Regions from separate parts of the Mus musculus genome. Here region 1 is linked to region 2. Evidence: chromatin loops called from intact Hi-C (ENCODE). Cell type or tissue: left cerebral cortex. All regions are shown on one strand. Each heading gives the region's core, and the rest is flanking DNA. Links, peaks and the distances in the headings are about the cores only.

Region 1 (8,330 bases), core at 168-8,167, 600 kb before region 2:
CTTCCGCTGAAATGTGAGACTGAAGGGTGACGAGGCGTGGCCCTAATGAGGGAACTGAGTTTGGGGAGGTTCCAGTGCATTCCAGTAAAACTGTAGGACTCAGATTGGCAGCGCTGGACTACAAGGTTACCGGTAGCTGATTGGAAGACGGTATCAAAACACACAGCCCATTGAATATGACTGACACCTCAAGTGTGATCGTGGGAAATTCTTCTTTGGGTTCTTCAATTGTAAACCTGGAACTCGAAAATTCTGTCAGTTCCTGGGGGTTTCAGAGAATTTGGATGTCAGGGATCATCATTGTCAAGCAGTGCTTGTAGTTTTGTCACTGAAGAGTATGATAGTCTTCCAAGATGCTAGAGTCACTGAGAACGCGGTTTATTTTCATGCGGACTTGGTATTCAGCTCCCTAAAGTGCACGTTTTCTTATGACACGTTTCCCCCGAGAAATGCCAATAAAACCAGCACTCCAAGTTGTTTCCTGGTCAAAAGGGGGGGTCTGGCGTAAAATCGGTGGTTTCTATAAAGAAATGGCTTATTGCAGCGGAGTTTCTCATTATTAAATGGGGATAATATATAGTCCCTCTGTCCCGGGGTTATGATAAGGATTAAGAGAGTTGAAGACTGTAAATTGCCTAATACAGTGTCTGTTGTATAAGATTCGCATGCACAAAGAAAATACAAGCTATTATACTCATCCAGAAAATTCAGAATAAACCAGTAATCGCAGCACTCAAGAGGATTGAATTAGGATTGCTCCAACTGCTTATGAGTTCCAGGTCAGGCTGAGCCATACAGCAAGACCCTATCTAAACAAAACAACCAAAATAAATGAATCAAAGAAGTTATACAGCTTTTTTTCATTATTGAAGGCTTTGCACACACAAGGACAGGGATATATCACAACAGCCGTTTCTTTTTTATTAAAAAACAAAACAAAACTTTTTTTTTTAATGACAAAGTCCAGATAAGTTGCCTACACTGGCCTTGAACTTGTGATTACAGGCTTGTACCACTAGGACCTCACAGTTGTCTTAAAGCTAGCTCTTTTGGGGTGAAGAACCTTTTAGAAAATCTCATGAAAGCTATGGGTCTGTCCTGAGGAAAAAAGTGTTCAAGTATGTATAACAAGTTTTCTTAAAGATTTATTTATTTATTTTATGTATGTGAGTACACTGTAGCTGTACAGATGAGTACACAGTAGCTGTACACCTGAACCTTCATGTGGTTGTTGGAAATTGAATTTTAGGACCTCTGCTCGCTCTGATCAACCCTGCTTGCTCAGATCTTGCTTGCTCCGGCCCAAAAATTTATTTATTATTATATATAAGTACACTGTAGCTGTCTTCAGACACACAAGAAGAGGGTATCAAATCTCATTAATGGTGGTTGTGAACCACAGTGTGGTTGCTGGGATTTGAACTCAGGACCTTTGGAAGGGCAGTCAGTTCTCTTAGCCACTGAGCCATCTCACCAGCCCACACGTTTTCTTACAATATTTGAAATTTTATATAGAAGTGACTGGATGAGTGCATTAGGATGGATGTTAACCTCACTGAAGTTATCATTACTCCCTCACTCTTGATGTGACCCCAGGCTCTGGGTCCCTCAGTCTCCCTCTCCAACACCCATGAGACAGAGACTGCGTAAGATGAGCTTTATTGTTGTCATGAGGCGGTAGGTGGTGATCATGCCAAGCCTTTCTGAAGTCAGGGGGCAAAAAGCTTGTCAGCCAGCACTGATCAACCTAGATGGCCCTCCTGGTCAGGTTCAGAGCTCCAGGTGCCTTTAACTTCCAGCAGTGGGTAGACAGGTAAGCAGACTGCTAAGCATTGGCTATGTGAAGTCCTCAGGGCTGTTCTGGGGCTGGGGTTGGGTTGGGGCTCGCAGGGGGAGGAGGTCGAGGCTGGATGTCCCTGGTGCGCATATAGGAGAGCAACTGTTCAGGAATCTCAGCTAGTACATCCTTGGCCAGTCGGGCCATGCTCAGCACCTGGTTCCCCGATCGGTCAACATAATCTCGGAATGGGACAAACTGGGACAGACAGGAAAGAAAGGTGAGCTTCGGCCAAGGGAGTAGGTAGCACTCAAGTTTCATCTTTGACCCCTAACATTTCTTTCCAACTATCACTATTCTTCTGAGAGTCTCTTTAGCTTCACTGTACTTGAATGTCATCCTTCTGAATGCATCCAATTCTTTGTGTCGGGTGTTGGACATTGAACGCAGGATCTTGTATATGCAAGACAAGCTGCCTACCACTGAACCACATCACTACTCCTGACACCACACTCTTCCCCCCTCCTTTTCTAGAAGCTTCCCTTCGTGTCAACTCCACTCCTCTGGGTTTTCCTGAACTGCCCCCCTTTCACCCTGTCTCTCTATGAAACCCTGGCTATCATGGAACTCATCATGTAGACCAAGCTGGCCTTCAGGGAGATCCATCTGCCTTCTACTCGAGTGCTGGGAAGGAGAGCGTTGAACTTGGGAGCAAGAGAGGGAGGCGTTGGGATTGAGAGGGAAGAGCAGTTTGCCAGAGAAAGGAGGTTAATAAAGGGAGGGCAGGGAAAAGCACCCTCCAGAGCCCCGTGTTTGCCTCTGTCCTTGGGTCTCATTCTGTTGGGATCCCCCTGTTTCAGCCTCCTAACAGCTTGAGCTGTAGCCACTGTACCTAACCCTGGCCCAGAACTGCCCATTTAGTTGCTAAAACTACGTTTTCCTTCAGTTATCACAGATCCCCCAAACCCAGCTTTACCTATTGAATACCAAGTCTTCCGGACCTATCTCTGCCTCTAGCTTCGCCTTACCCAGTCAGTGGGACCTTTCACACTAGAAAATTGAGAGTAGTCCTTATCAGTGTATTAACAAGTCATCAAATCCTGCAAAGGGATCTAAAGTATCTTCTTTTGTGTTCCTCTTTTGAGATAATCTTATTACATAGCCTAGGCTGGCCTGGGACTCTCAGTCCTCCTGCCTTAGCCTCCAAGTGCAAGAATTACAGGCACACACACACATACATATATACACATACACACATATATACACATATACATGCACACTTGCACACACTTCTGTGCACAGCTCTTAAACAATTTTTCCTTTGTTTAGACAGGGTTTCATAAAGGCCTCACACTGGCCATGAATTCAAAGGTATTTCTTGTTGTTATTCTATGTTGTTTAGAGTGCATGTGTGAATGCAGGCATAAGTGTTCCCTGGTGCACATAAGGAGGGCAGAGTGGGCTCTCACCTACCATGGGACCCCAGGAATCTAACTCACATCATCAGGTTTGTTCAGCAAAGTACATTTCACACACACACACACACACACACACACACACACACCCATCTCACTGGCCTGACCTGGAACTTATTATCATTTTGCCTCCACCTCCTGAGTGCTGGGATTTCAGGCACATTGTTTTACGCAATGGTGAAGATCAAACCCAGGACCTCATGCATACTAGACAAGCACTCTATCAACTGAACTGCCTCCCTGCCTTTAAACAGCTTTTGAGTTGGCTGCTTCTGAACATGACCACTGCTTTGTGTTCACATACCCCAGTCACTTTTGCTGCTGGCTAAATGGATTTCTGGGCATTTCCCTGGCCCTGCCACCGCACCTACAGTGCAGCACCCAGAGAAGTCTATTTATAGTGTAGTTTGATCTGGGCATTTTGGCACTCAGGAGGCTGAAGCAGTAGAATTACCATGAATTCTAGACTAGCCAGGGCTACTAGTTCCCTAAATAGTGGGGTTCTGTCTGAAACAAAACAATAAATACATGGAGGGATACATAAGTAAGAACGCATTCTGATTGTCAAACCTAAGATATTTATGGCAGACAATCCTGCCAGCCTGGTCTGAGCCTCTGGCAGGTCTTACACGACATGCTCCTTCTCTGCTTGTGAAGTTGATACCTTCTTCAGGTTTCAACTCAGTGTTAAAAGCACAACCTCATAGAAGCCTCCCCTCACTACGATTGGCTGTTGACAGCTGCATTTGCTAGTTTTGTAATATTGGTCATCTCCAGTAGAGGGCAGAGACCTGCTCCTCCTACATCATACAACCTTGCAGGACAGCTGCACCCCACTTGACCCCTCAAAAGAACTGTTCAAAGCCAGTGTAGTGATGCAGTATTGTAACTCCAGCACCCCGGAGGCTGAGGAAGTCCCAGGCCATTCTGTGCTACCTACCACTATTTTATCTAACAAGGTTTTTGGTTTTGTTTTTTTAAAAGGGAACTTGTTCTATGAATGTTTGAGGGGAGAAAGGTAGTGACTAGGAAGGAGCAAGGAGAATGGCTCCTAGGAAGCCCTGTTTCTTTCTGCTTTCACCACTCCCAGGGCTACCTGAACGATGTCCCGCTCTGCATAGCGTCCCCTGGAGGATACACGTACATCATCACCATCCAGCTCTTCCATTGCTGCAGAGAAGACAGGCAGGCATCATTGGCTGTCTCTCCAACTCCAGCTCGTCCTGCCCCTTCCTCATTAGATCCCATCAGGGTCCTCACAAGGAGACCTGACACTCGCATTCCACAGTGGTGTGTAACTGCTCTCATTATCCTTACTAGCTTTCCTTCCTGCAAGTTCCATTCTCCTAAGAAAGCAGGGGAAAGTTGACTCCAGCAGCCAGGGTTATGGAGACGAAACATCTGTGACTTCACTAAGGTGCCAGTCTGTTTTATCTGTGAGGAGGGTCCATGGGACTGCTGGATCCTTCCTGTTCGCTCCAGTTCCCAGTCCCAGTCATGGACACACCCTACCCTACTCACCCTCAAACATGGCAGGTCCGACCCCGACAATAATGATAGACATGGGCAGTGAGGAGGCCTGTGGGAGAGGAATGGCTGGAGTAAGCGGCTGTGACAGGACAGTGCCTGTGGTGTCTGTGGGGATCACATGCTTGAGTGAGCCCAGATACACTGCCAGGATCAGTTGCAGACTATCTCTATGCACAGCAGGTGCCTTCTGGTGAAACATAAAGCCATTATCTTGTTTGTTTGAAACAAAAGTCTCCCTCTGTAACCCAAGCTGACCTTAAATATTTCTAGTATCATTTTAAAAAGGTTTTCCTGCCAGACGTGGCAACATACATCTGTAGTCCTAGCACTCATGAGGCTGAGGCAGGGGGATCACCACAAATCCCAGACCAACACTGGTTAAAGAATGAGTTCTAGGCCAGTCTGAGCTCCAGTGTAAGTCCATCTGGAAAAACAACAGAACCATGGAAACCTTAATGACAGCAAAATACCCATCCTAGGCATGGCATATCCTTCCCATACGTCCAGGACTCAGGAGGCAGAGGCAGGAGGATCAAAGTGAGCTCAAGGGCAGCCTGATCTATATAGCTAGTCTCAGGCCAACAAACTAACAAACAGAAATAGCCAGTCCTGGTGGCTTACATCCATAGATCCAGCACTTGGGAAGCTGAGGCAGAAAGATTGCCTCTATTCAGGCCAGTCTGGGCCATATAGGCATCCAGTACACAGTAAGGCCCTGTTACAAAACACAACAAAAATAAAATTAAAAGCAAATAAAAAAATAACTCCTCCCTCCCCTGATAAAGGACAGACATGTGTCCTGCTGAATATAAAAGACCAGTGTTTCCTAAGCTCAGGTTTCCATAGTGAGTTCATCATGCTGGAACCTAGAGAATCAAAAGCCAGTGTTGTTGGTGCCCCAGCCAATAGGCGTCTCTGAAACTGGCAGATGAAAATGTTAGGATACACATGGAATAACCATCAGAGCCCCTTCACTGCAAGGACAATGACCCCTCCCTGACAAGCCTTCCTCCTCAAACTCACACTGACGATGGCCTCTTTGGTCTGTGTCATGTCGGAGATGACGCCGTCAGTGATAATGAGCAGAACGTAGTACTGGGAACCATCCGAGATTTTGGCTGCAGCCCTACATGAAAGACCAAGGTCTGTATGTAGTGGCCAGCCAGAGAATACACAGTTTCAGCCCCTGCTCTACAGCCACCATATAAACGGGGGGCAAAACCTGGGGCTTCTGGACCCCACACTCCTTAGCGGACCTGACTGCTGCCCTTATGTGCGTCTGTCCATTCTGTGTATAATTTTAGATAAGGTCTCTCCTGTAACTGAAAAGTGGTCAGACACTGGCTACTCCTGCCTGCTCCCAGCTGCCCGGCGGGCGCGGGAGCACAGCAATGTTGCACCACGTCGGTCTGCAGAGGTCTCTCTCCTCTCTTCCTCAATCTCTGAATCCAGGAGAAAAGGACTTCAGACATCCCTCAGTCTCCCCAACCCCACCTGCCAACTTCAGTTACACATCCTGAGTGGACCGGAAATGATTGATCTGTGTTGTCCAATAGATTGTCCTTAGCCACATGTGAATGAATATAAAGATTTAAATCAAACCCTGTCTCAAAAACAAACAAACAAACAAACAAACAAACAAAAAACAAAAAAGAAAAGAAAAAGATTTAAGTCAACTAAGGTAAAACGAATGAGACATTGCATTCGCTGGTCACTCTAGTTACCTTTAACAGCTCTCTCCCCGTATGAGACTGGTGAATGCCATACTGGAGAGCATAGAGGCGGACCACTTCTCTCATTGCAGGACATTTTGTTAGACAGTGCTGGCAGCTACACTTGGCCTCAGAAGGCTGAGACAGCATGGTGACAGTATAGAGTCAGGTCTGCATGGTGTGCTGAGATCCAGAGTGGGTGTAGGTAAGGAAACCTGGGTCTGCTCTGGCCCACCCTCTCAGAGGCCCCACCCAGTGCTATCTTTTGTCACGTGCTCATTTCATGTATAGTCACTGTCACCTTCCATGTGTGGGCACGGAGCAGGAAGCAGGTAGAATTTTGCTTGCAGTACACTTTTTTTGTTTCAATTTTAGATATTGTTTGAGACAGGGTCTCACCATGTAGTCCCAGTTGGCCTTAAACTCAATTTGTAGACCAGACTATCCTTGAACTCACAAAGATCCTGCCTCTAAAGGCTCAGACCATCACATACATACATACATACATACATACATGCACACCCACCTTGCTATGTACTTAATACATTCTCTCATTCCAAGTTGAAAGCCTGGCTTCTTTAGATCATTCTCTGGACTCTGCAGAACAGTAACCTGGGCTGACCTGCAACCACTATATAACACAAGCTGGCATCTAAACTCTCGCCAATCCTACTGCCTTGGCCTCTTGGTTGCTGGGATGTACAGCACCTAACCCAGCTTATCCTATTTTTAAAGTGAGGCCACTGAAGTTCAGGAACACTAAGCAGCAGTCCCCAAGGGCAAAGAAACCGGGGCCTATCAGCATCCACCCTGGCCAGCTCCTGCATAATCCTCCTTGCTGTACCTGTTCCTACTATGTCTAGCCACCCAGCATCTCCCAGACCTGTCACTCAGAGCCTCTGTGCTTTCAGTGTGCACTCACCGCTGCCAGGCCTACTAGCCCTCTCTTGATGAAGACCAGCTCACCCTACAGACCAAGCTAAGCAGCACCTATCATTTAGGATGCAACCCCATCCACTGAGATTCTCATACCCCAAGGGTTCCAAGGATGAATTGTCTTACATGTGGATGAAACCAGGGCATGAAGTACACACAAGGCTCCTTCTTAACATAATTAGAGCAAACACAGACACAATGGGAGAAGACTAGAAAGTTTGCATGTGTTTATAAGATGAAACACTAGACTTCAAAGTCCCTCTCAGGCTGACTGCTTTCAGCTGTGCCCTCCATCTCCCCCTGCCCTGATCCCCAGGGAATGCAGTGTCTTACTTTTGCCACCAGGCAACTTGCTAGAAATTTCTGGGGAGCTTTGGCCTACAGAAGTGATGATTTATTTATATTTCTGTCTCCTGCACCAAGGCAGGAGCTCCGGAGGGCAAGGACTAAATTCGATTCATCTGTGAGCCCCCAGTGCCCCAGCAGAGAACTGAGCACACAGCAGCTGCCCTTTGAGTTGTGATAATGATAATAATAGGAACAGTACTAACTACAGTTACAGCACTTAGCAGGGGCAAGCACTCTTGTGAGTGCTTGACATACACTAAGGAGTCCTTGTAACAACCCTGCAGTGTAAATGTTGCTAGTATTCTCAGTCTCATTTTACAGTGCAGTTAAGAGAATTGGCCAAAGCCACAAAGCCAGTGCATGACAATGTCTGACCAATGTACTGGGGCTAATGGCTCAGTAGGTAGCTTGCCTAGCACACATAGGCTGGGGGGGTTGATCTCCAACACCACACAAATTACGTAGAGTGGTGTACAATGGGAAATTGGGAAGCAGAGGCAGGGGGATCAGAAGGTCTACTTTATCCTCAGCTACAATGTCAGCCTAGAGTAC
Region 2 (8,330 bases), core at 183-8,182:
TCTGCGGCATATATGAGCCTATTCTAGGGAGACATGTCATCTTTCAAGAAGGTTGAGTGTCCAAGTGTCCTTCTCTCCAGGCAAAACGACACGGGAGCAGGTCAGGGTTGCTCTGGGTAAAAGCCTGTGAGCCTAAGAGCTAATCCTGTACATGGCTCCTTTACCTACACACTGGGGATTTGACCTCTATCTCCACTCTCATTAATATGGGTGGCCTATTTGCTCTTATTAAAAGGAAAGGGGGAGATGTTGGGAGCCGCCCCCACATTCGCCGTCACAAGATGGCGCTGACATCCTGTGTTCTAAGTGGTAAACAAATAATCTGCGCATGTGCCAAGGGTATTTTACGACTACTTGTACTCTGCCTTTCCCGTGAACGTCAGCTCGGCCATGGGCTGCAGCCAATCAGGGAGTGATGCGTCCTAGGCGAAATATAACTCTCCTAAATAGGAAAGGGGTTTTGGTTTCGATATAGAAGGGGCTTTCGCTTTTGGGGCTGGGGGTTTTGCGCTCCTAGCTCCTGAAGATGTAAGCAATAAAGTTTTGCCGCAGAAGATTCTGGTCTGTTGTGTTCTTCCTGGCCGGGCGTGAGAACGCTATTAAGAGGTTTCGTCCTTAGAACTGTGATGTCAGGCAAACCCCAGGGAGTGTGCTAATAGCCTCAACTTCAGGAGCCTTTAGAAACACATCCTAAAAGTGGAGCGGTCACCCTAATAGATCTCCAAGGGTCTAGGTCCTAGTTTCTCTCATTCCTGGGAAGCCACTAGAAAAGTCTTTGAAAAAATATCAGAAATTTTATTCTTTGAAATTTTAATGCACACAGTGTATTTTGATCATCATATCCACACCCTCAATCCTCCCCTTGGCTCTTTCCAGACTCTTTCCCCACTTAACTACCTCCTTTCATGGACCACCCCACTTAGAAATAACCTACCAGGTCCAATTTGTGTTGTACTCTTGGGTGGGGCCATTCTCTAGAGCATGGTTGACTTACGGGGGCTACACCCATAAGTAAGGCCAACTCTTTCTCCTCACAAAGCTATCAACTGCCCATGGCTTCTCAGTCAAGAGGGAGCCTTCCCTGCTTGTCGTAGTTTGTCTTCATTCCATTACCATCGTGGTGGGAAGCATGGCAGCATCCAGGCCGGCATGGCACTGGAGGAAACTTTCACCCTTTCACCCATGTTTAATTCCAACAGACAGATCTGGCATTCAGCAGCAACAAACTTCATTCTCTTGGGCAGGTTCCACTCCCTGTTAGCAGTTCCCATGGCAGTTATCCCATGGCTCTGACATCTCTAACATATTGAGGTATCCGAGGCAACTTCAACTTTACAGCTTCTCATTCCAGTGTCTTGGATCCACGTAGGATCTTCTGGGCTTCTCCAAAGGGTTGTGTCACTTCTCCAGCTCTGCCCTCTGTAGCACTCTGGTTGACTCCACTCCACTGCTGCTGCTGTTCTTGGTGATCATCCCATGGAAGTGACACCTCCAATTCACTGTGGTATTCTACTGCAACTAGGTGTTGTATGCCGGCCTGTGGCCTACTTGAACGGGGTACACTTGGGAGGCAGGCTGGAAGACACGCAGAGCATATTACACCTCTAAGACCAGTAAAAAAACAAATGAAGCGGCTACACGAGTCTTATAAATTTAGACCAATCAAAGAATTTTAATTTTTCTAGCTATAATTATAAGATAAAAACGCACTTTGTCACTTGCTAAACACATTAATCACAATTCCAGAGAACCCCCCCCCCCCAGGCAACAAACCATCTATCAGCTTTTTTGCCCCAAAACTAAGAGGCTGCAGACTCCCTTTCTCAAAAAACTGTTTTTCCAGCAGGAGCCCTCCTGCTGTGCCTGATCCTGCTAAAGCGTGTGCCCACTCTTGCTAAACCAGCAGATAAAGTTTTAGCCATCTTTATTTTCCAACATGAAACACAGAACATTCAGGCATTCAGACAATGAAACAAAACACACATGAATCGACTTGTAAATGGACTGGTGCACCAGACATTAGACAACACAAAGAGGCTGTAGAGCCAGAGAGAATAAAGCAGGGCATTCCCCGAATTCTCTCTGTCTCTGGGAGAGTTTCAAAATCCATTTTCCTCTATATATTTTACTCCACCATTTTAAGCCCTATTCCTCTAGCCTGATGCAGTTCTCGACTGCGGACAACTACTTGTTTCATCATTTTAAACCCTCTCACCTGAAACAGCTTTTGGTTTGGTTTTTCGAGACAGGGTTTCTCTGTATAGCCTTGACTGTCCTGGAACTCACTTTGTAGACCAGGCTGGCCTCGAACTCAGAAATCCGCCTGCCTCTGCCTCCCGAGTGCTGGGATTAAAGGCATGTGCCACCACACCCGACTTCTGAAACAGCTTTTAAAAGCTGTGGACAACCTCCTGATTCACAGTTTCTAGTCCCACACCTATTTCGCTGTCAAATCCTAAGTGGAAAAAGTACCGGGTTAGCACTATTCCAAACTTAACCCATATCCTTCCGCACCTCCAGCAACACTTTTTAAAAAAATGAAGTTTAAAGCCAGCGCTAGCATAAATACCTGTTGCTCACCATGCCCGATTCGATCTCTGATTCTTTTCTCCCCTTGGAGTTCCATACAAGACAGTGATTCCCTGAGTGCTTTCCCGCCGTTCTCAAGGTCCCTGGCTCAGACACCAATCTGTTGTATGCCAGCCTGTGGTCTACTTGAACTGGGTACACCTGGGAGGCAGGCTGGGGCTGAAAGAGACTTAGACGGCGAGAGATTAATGGAGACCAAGACATGATTCTGTTCAAGGCCCACCAGTTTACTAAGAGAGTGTGCCTATAAAAGGGGAAAGCCCATCCCCTGCCAGTCCATTCTTGGTGTCTGAAGCCAGCCTGTAGGCGACAGTGCAGAATAGGAGGTTCCTCCAGAACATCTCAGGGGATTCTTGGCAGGTAGCAGTGCCTTGGAGAGAGCAGTGGCAGGTGACTGAACAAAAGAGCCATCTAGGTCGGAAGGCTCCACCCTAGGTAATCTTCTCAGTGGCAGCAAGGTCAAAGTCTGGATCAGCCTGCTTCAGGGCTGAGGGAGGCTACAATTAGGTTTCACCCATAACTTCTTAAAGGCTCTCTTCATGGTGCCAATTCTCCTCCTTTGCCTGACCCCTTAAGTCCTGGGCTGTTACCTGCAACTGAGGCTGCACCTTCACCAATGACCTTCCCTGGCCTCTCACAGTGCCAAGCCTCAGCTGCTCTCCATGACCCCTTCATGCCTTCAAAACCAGTACTACCTGGGTGATTCTTACACATTACCAAGTCCAACTGCAGCATGAGGTACAACCTTGGCTATCTCTGGAACACAGCTTCTTTGTGCTCTCAGAAGATACTTGCAAGAATATTTCATTTCAATTATGCTGGTCTCTTCTTAATCACCACTAATTTCTTAGCTCCAGCTAAGCAGCATCAATCATGCCAGTAGGCCCTTCTAGTCTTAACTCTAAAGCCAGAGCAACATGGCTAAAGTTGCTGAGTTCTGCTGCTTGCTGGGGCTAGAACATGGCCCCCTTGTTCTATTGCATTATCACTAGCTTTCTGTTTCCAACTTCTTCAATGCCTAAGCTTGCTGTGCTTGATCAAAACTCTCTTCATGAGAGTAAACCAGAGGACACAGTCTATGCTGGGCTTTTCTGAGACTTCCTTTGTCAATGCAATTGACCGAAATCTCTTTACCTTAGCCTCAGGCCGACTTTTCAGACAAGGGTAGAAAGCAGCAACATTCTTCACCAAAACGTCATTAAGAAAGATCTCCAGAGTTCAAATCACCCTCAGCACCAATGTCTTCCATATTCCTACTGGGATGGCCCATCAAGTCCTACTTAAAGCATTCCATAGCTTTCCAAATTCAAAGCCCCCAAATCCACATCCCTCCAAACAAAACCATGGTCAGGCCCATCACAGCAACACCCCAGTCCCAGGGATTAACTTCCGTCTTAGTTTGAGTTTCCATTGCTGTGAAGACACACCACGCCCAGGGCAACTCTTATAAAGTTCAACATTTAATTGGCCCCGGCTTACAGGTCCAGAAGTTTGGTCCATTATCATCAAGGCCAGAAGCACAGCAGCATCCAGGCAGGCATGGCACTGGAGGAGCTAAGAATTCTACTTCTTGTTTTGAAGGCAAAAAGGAGAAGATTGACTTCAGACAGCTAGGAGGAGGGTCTCATTGCCCACCTCCATGGTGATACACTTCCTGCAACAAAGGCCACATGTACTCCAACAAGGTCACGCCTCCTAATAGCCAAACACATTCAAACCACCACGCCAACTCCAGGCTGGGGTGTTCACTGGCTTCATCTTGTGCAGCCAACCACAGCTGCTGTGCATTCCTAAGTGCAACGGGCCATCCTCTCCAGAAGACTATTTTGCTTCAATCTTCCTTGATCTCTGGCTCTTATATTTTCCCTAGCTCCTCTTCAGGGACCATTTCAGAAGAGGAAACATTTCTAATTTCCCAGAATCTCTGTGTCTAAAACAGATATGGTGATAGTGCCTACCTTAGGGGCTTGTCAGAAACCTCAGGAGGACAGGAGTGGGGCAGGGGCATAGTCCTCCTCCTCTTCCTTTCCCCTCTTCTTTCATTCTTTCTTGGCAAGGTATCACTATGTAGCTGTAGCTAGCCTTGAACTCCCAGAGATCTGCCTGCCTTGCCCTCCTGATGGCTGAGGTTAAGGGTGGACTACACCTTGATTCAATTCTTTTTCCTGAACATACTCAGAGTTCATTAAAGTCATTTAAATGACCAGACAAAATATGAGTGAATTATGGGTTAATGGGGTGCTTGACCAGCTCAGTCTCAGTTTGTATGGTACTTTGTTGCCCCCATGTGGCCACTTGTAAGATGGCAGCCAGCAAACGTCCTAATATTGGTGGAAATTTTCAAAATTTTAAAATAATGCAGGTAGTAGTTTAGTTAATTTGCTATATCTATTACTCAGATTTTAAAATCATGTATGTTGTCTATGTTAGCTTTGCACTTGAATTTAAAATATCTCTGCAATACTAAAAGTCCCTTTAATGCAAATGCTATCTCGGATCAGCTCATTTTACAGATTAGAAAATTGAGGTGTGGAGAGATTCAAATCTGGACACTTTGACAAGGCTAGGAACTCCTATGCACTCCTCCATTCTACATTGAGCCATTGGACTTTAATGCATTCGCTTTCCACTTTCTTTCATACTCCCTTGTCTATGTCATCTCTCCTCCAACCCCAGGGCGTCAGCTCTTCAAGATCAGGGACCATATCTGATTTGTCATCTCGTGTACACAGCTCCTGGAAAGGGTGTCAGGAGGCTGGAAACATTTAGTAAAATGAATGGAGGGGCTGGGTCTTGTGGGGCAGTATAGCTTGGAGCATCAGCACGTGGCAGGTAAAAGCAAGGTCTTTCATAGCCAGACCTTGTCTTAAAAACCACAGGGCTGGGGCCTCGGGTGATAGCTTGGTGTGTTTAAAAGCATTTCCTGCTGTTCCAGAGGACCTGTGGTTGAATCCCAAGCATCTACATGGTTATTCACAGCCATAACTAGATCCACGGATTCAGCACTTTTCTTCTTTTTCTTCTCTTTCTTTTTTCTCTTTCCCTTCCTTCCTTCCTTCCTTCCTTCCTTCCTTCCTTCCTTCCTTCCTTCCTTCCTCCCTCCCTCCCTCCCTCCCTCCCTCCCTCCCTTCCTTCCTTTTCCTTCTTTCTTTCCTCTGCAAATACCAGGTATGCATGTGGTGCACAGACAGACACGTAGGCAAAACATTCAAACATAAAATAGCTGAACCTTAAAAGGAATAAGGGAAGCTGAGAGAGTAGAGGAGCTGAGGATGTAGCTCTGTAGAATGCTTGCTTAGTTAACTCCAGAGCCTGGGTTTGACCCCTAGTACTGCAAATAGACAGACAGACAGACAAATAACAATAAAACCAAAAATAGAAGAAAGAAGGGAAGAAGGGAGAGATAAAGAAGACAGGAAGGAAGGAGGGCAAAATCCCAAACTCTTTAAGAAAGTGAATTAGGATGAGAAGGATGGAGGGAAGAGATGAAGGTGGGATGCAAAGAGGCCTTTGGCAGGAGCTCAGGACCGTGAGACATCCAGGGTGAGCCAAGGACAGGTCCCACTTGGCTGGGAAGACATTGCCCTGATTAGGGTTGTCAGATTTGGCAAATAAAGGCACCAGATGTCCAGGTTAAACCATTAATTTCAGATAATCAGGGAATATTTTTTAAAATATAGGTATGTTATATGTTTGTGACACACTATACTTCTAAATTATTTGCTGTATATCTGAAATTCAAGTTTACTGGGCATCTGTTTTTCATGGAGTCAACCTATCCTGGCTCTTCACTTGGGGCTAAGTATTATGGGAGAGCCTCTGACTCTTGTCTGCTTTTTAAATACAGAACATTTTGTTTTTGCTCCTGAATAAAGAGGCACAAGCTCGTTATTGATCTAAAAGAAGGGCATGTTTCTCAGAGACAGACGGCAGCTTGTCAGGAGACAGGAGAATGGCTCTTGAGGCTTAAGGGAGGGAAAAGGGGAGGCATATTGCCCTGAGCCCATAATGGTCTTTCTAGAACCTGCTTGTTCCCTGGAACTTTCCTCCCTAGGCCCAGAGGTGACATGGCTCCTTGGGTGCTGCTAAAGAGGACAGGAGGAAAACATTTAGCTCAGGAGGAAAAGATGACCTGGGAATGTGAGCTCACTGGTAATTTGCTCATTAATTCCATCTCACTGAGTGGTTGGTGGCAAGAGTTCAGAGATGAATGGCATTGGGGTGTGACCTGGAGGCTCTGCAGAGAAGAGAGTGCCTCCCCAGCCCCACCTCTTTTCTCTCTTTCCTCATTTCCCTCCCTCCTTCCCCCCTCTCTTCCTTTCCTCCCCCTCTCTCTGTCCCTCCCCTATTCTTCCCTCTTTTCTCACACATTTCTCTTTCACTCCCCAGTCATTTGTTAACCTAATTGCCCAGTATCCAAAGAGAACCCTAAAGGAATAACTATGGCAAACTTGCTTTTTTGTTATTGCCGTATCTTTGCACGGCAACCTGCCCCTCCGATGTTCCCAGAACTATCCAGCAGCACCCAACTCAACCTAGAGTTCATGTGAGTACTCTCCCCTGATGGGTTGGTACAAATCCACCTTGCATCTAATCTGCCACCTGCCCCTCCGATGTTCCCAGAACTATCCAGCAGCACCCAACTCAACCTAGAGTTCATGTGAGTACTCTCCCCTGATGGGTTGGTACAAATCCACCTTGCATCTAATCTGCCATTTACCTCCTGGCTGCCGACTTGCTAGATTCAGTGTCTGAATCCTCTTGCTGTTCTGACACTGGGTTCCGTATCTGCATGCGGAAAGAACTGTCTTGACCAGACAGACTCTTATGAGACGATTCTGTGGTAGTTTATATGCTCAAAAGCCCAACATCCTGAGTTCAAGCCCTGCTTCTACTTAGCTGCAGAATGCTCTGCACCAATTACCCATTTTTCTTTCCTTTGAATAATGAGTAAACCAAGTAAGTGCATGATGCAAAAACAAAACAAAACAAAACAACCCAAAGCCACAGGAGTGCTTTGAATACAGGTGGTCTAATATGTGTTAGCTATTACTGTAATAAGTAAACTATCACCTAAATGTTGTTTGTGTTGGTGTTGCACAGTTCATCTGTGACTGTAGGCTAGGAAAAATTAATTGGCTCAGATTACAGGGATTATTTTATGATAAAAACTCAAAAGAATGAATTCCTAACCTGCTGGGTTTTAGTCTTCACACCTGTAAAGTGTCTGTAACAGCCACATCTCTCCCCCTACTTTCCAGGAGAGCTCACATGCCTGGTCCATTGTAAGTCTTCAAAACATACATGTTGAATCGGTGAATGTGTGGGCCACCGGGGTATCAGTGATACCGCAAGCTTCGGGATTCTGTCTTGCGAGTCATCTGGACCAACTTGTGGCCCCTGAGACCTAGTACAGCGGAGGCCCACAGAAGGCAGAAGATGAGTGCTGAACTGAGTAGCCAGGCTGGCTGTGTGTTGGTCAGCGTTCCACATCCAGATAATGGAGCTCTGGTTAAATGAGCCTAAAAGGAACCTTTCTGGAGACAGGTCCGGGAGATAAGGCGTCACCTGGGAGATGGAAGAGGGTGAGGAGCCTCTCAAGTAGATGGAGTAATTTGATAAAAAAGAATGTGGGTTCCTGTTAAACTGATTTAATAACACTCTTTGCTAACACTGGTCCTTTTATACATGGGGACTATCTGAGAACTAAGTGCCAATATTAGCCGTGGTTACCTTTGAAG

Evidence for each region. Hi-C counts contacts between places; a loop is a spot of excess contacts. Peaks named below come from ENCODE experiments on the same cell type or tissue, not always from the same donor. Only the 100,000 strongest peaks of a DNase experiment are listed, where the experiment ranks them.
Region 1: a loop joins it to region 2, with 4 times the contacts of the local background. A loop is called at or near these places in 9 of 42 quality-filtered maps.

What each region holds. Positions count from the first base shown.
Region 1 is chr6:113,298,141-113,306,470 of GRCm38, reverse strand. Cpne9 (copine family member IX) reads right to left here. Exons shown (of 21, transcript NM_170673.3): 18 at 5,806-5,908; 19 at 4,774-4,831; 20 at 4,349-4,422; 21 at 900-2,035. The coding sequence ends at 1,850. Among named protein-coding and RNA genes, the nearest start is that of Brpf1, 4.8 kb to the left of the region's middle. In left cerebral cortex, for the core only: CTCF peaks have their summits at 1,032 and 4,038 (motif pointing right); a DNase peak (open chromatin) is centred at 4,010; H3K4me3 peaks cover 493 bases; H3K27ac peaks cover 498 bases.
Region 2 is chr6:112,697,117-112,705,446 of GRCm38, reverse strand. Gm35824 (a long non-coding RNA gene) reads right to left here. Exons shown (of 2, transcript XR_377964.4): 1 at 7,192-8,330; 2 at 6,960-7,077. Gm26799 (a long non-coding RNA gene) reads right to left here and starts at 5,667. Exons shown (of 2, transcript XR_869361.2): 1 at 2,570-5,667; 2 at 1,283-1,575. In left cerebral cortex, for the core only: a CTCF peak has its summit at 4,879 (motif pointing left); a DNase peak (open chromatin) is centred at 4,833.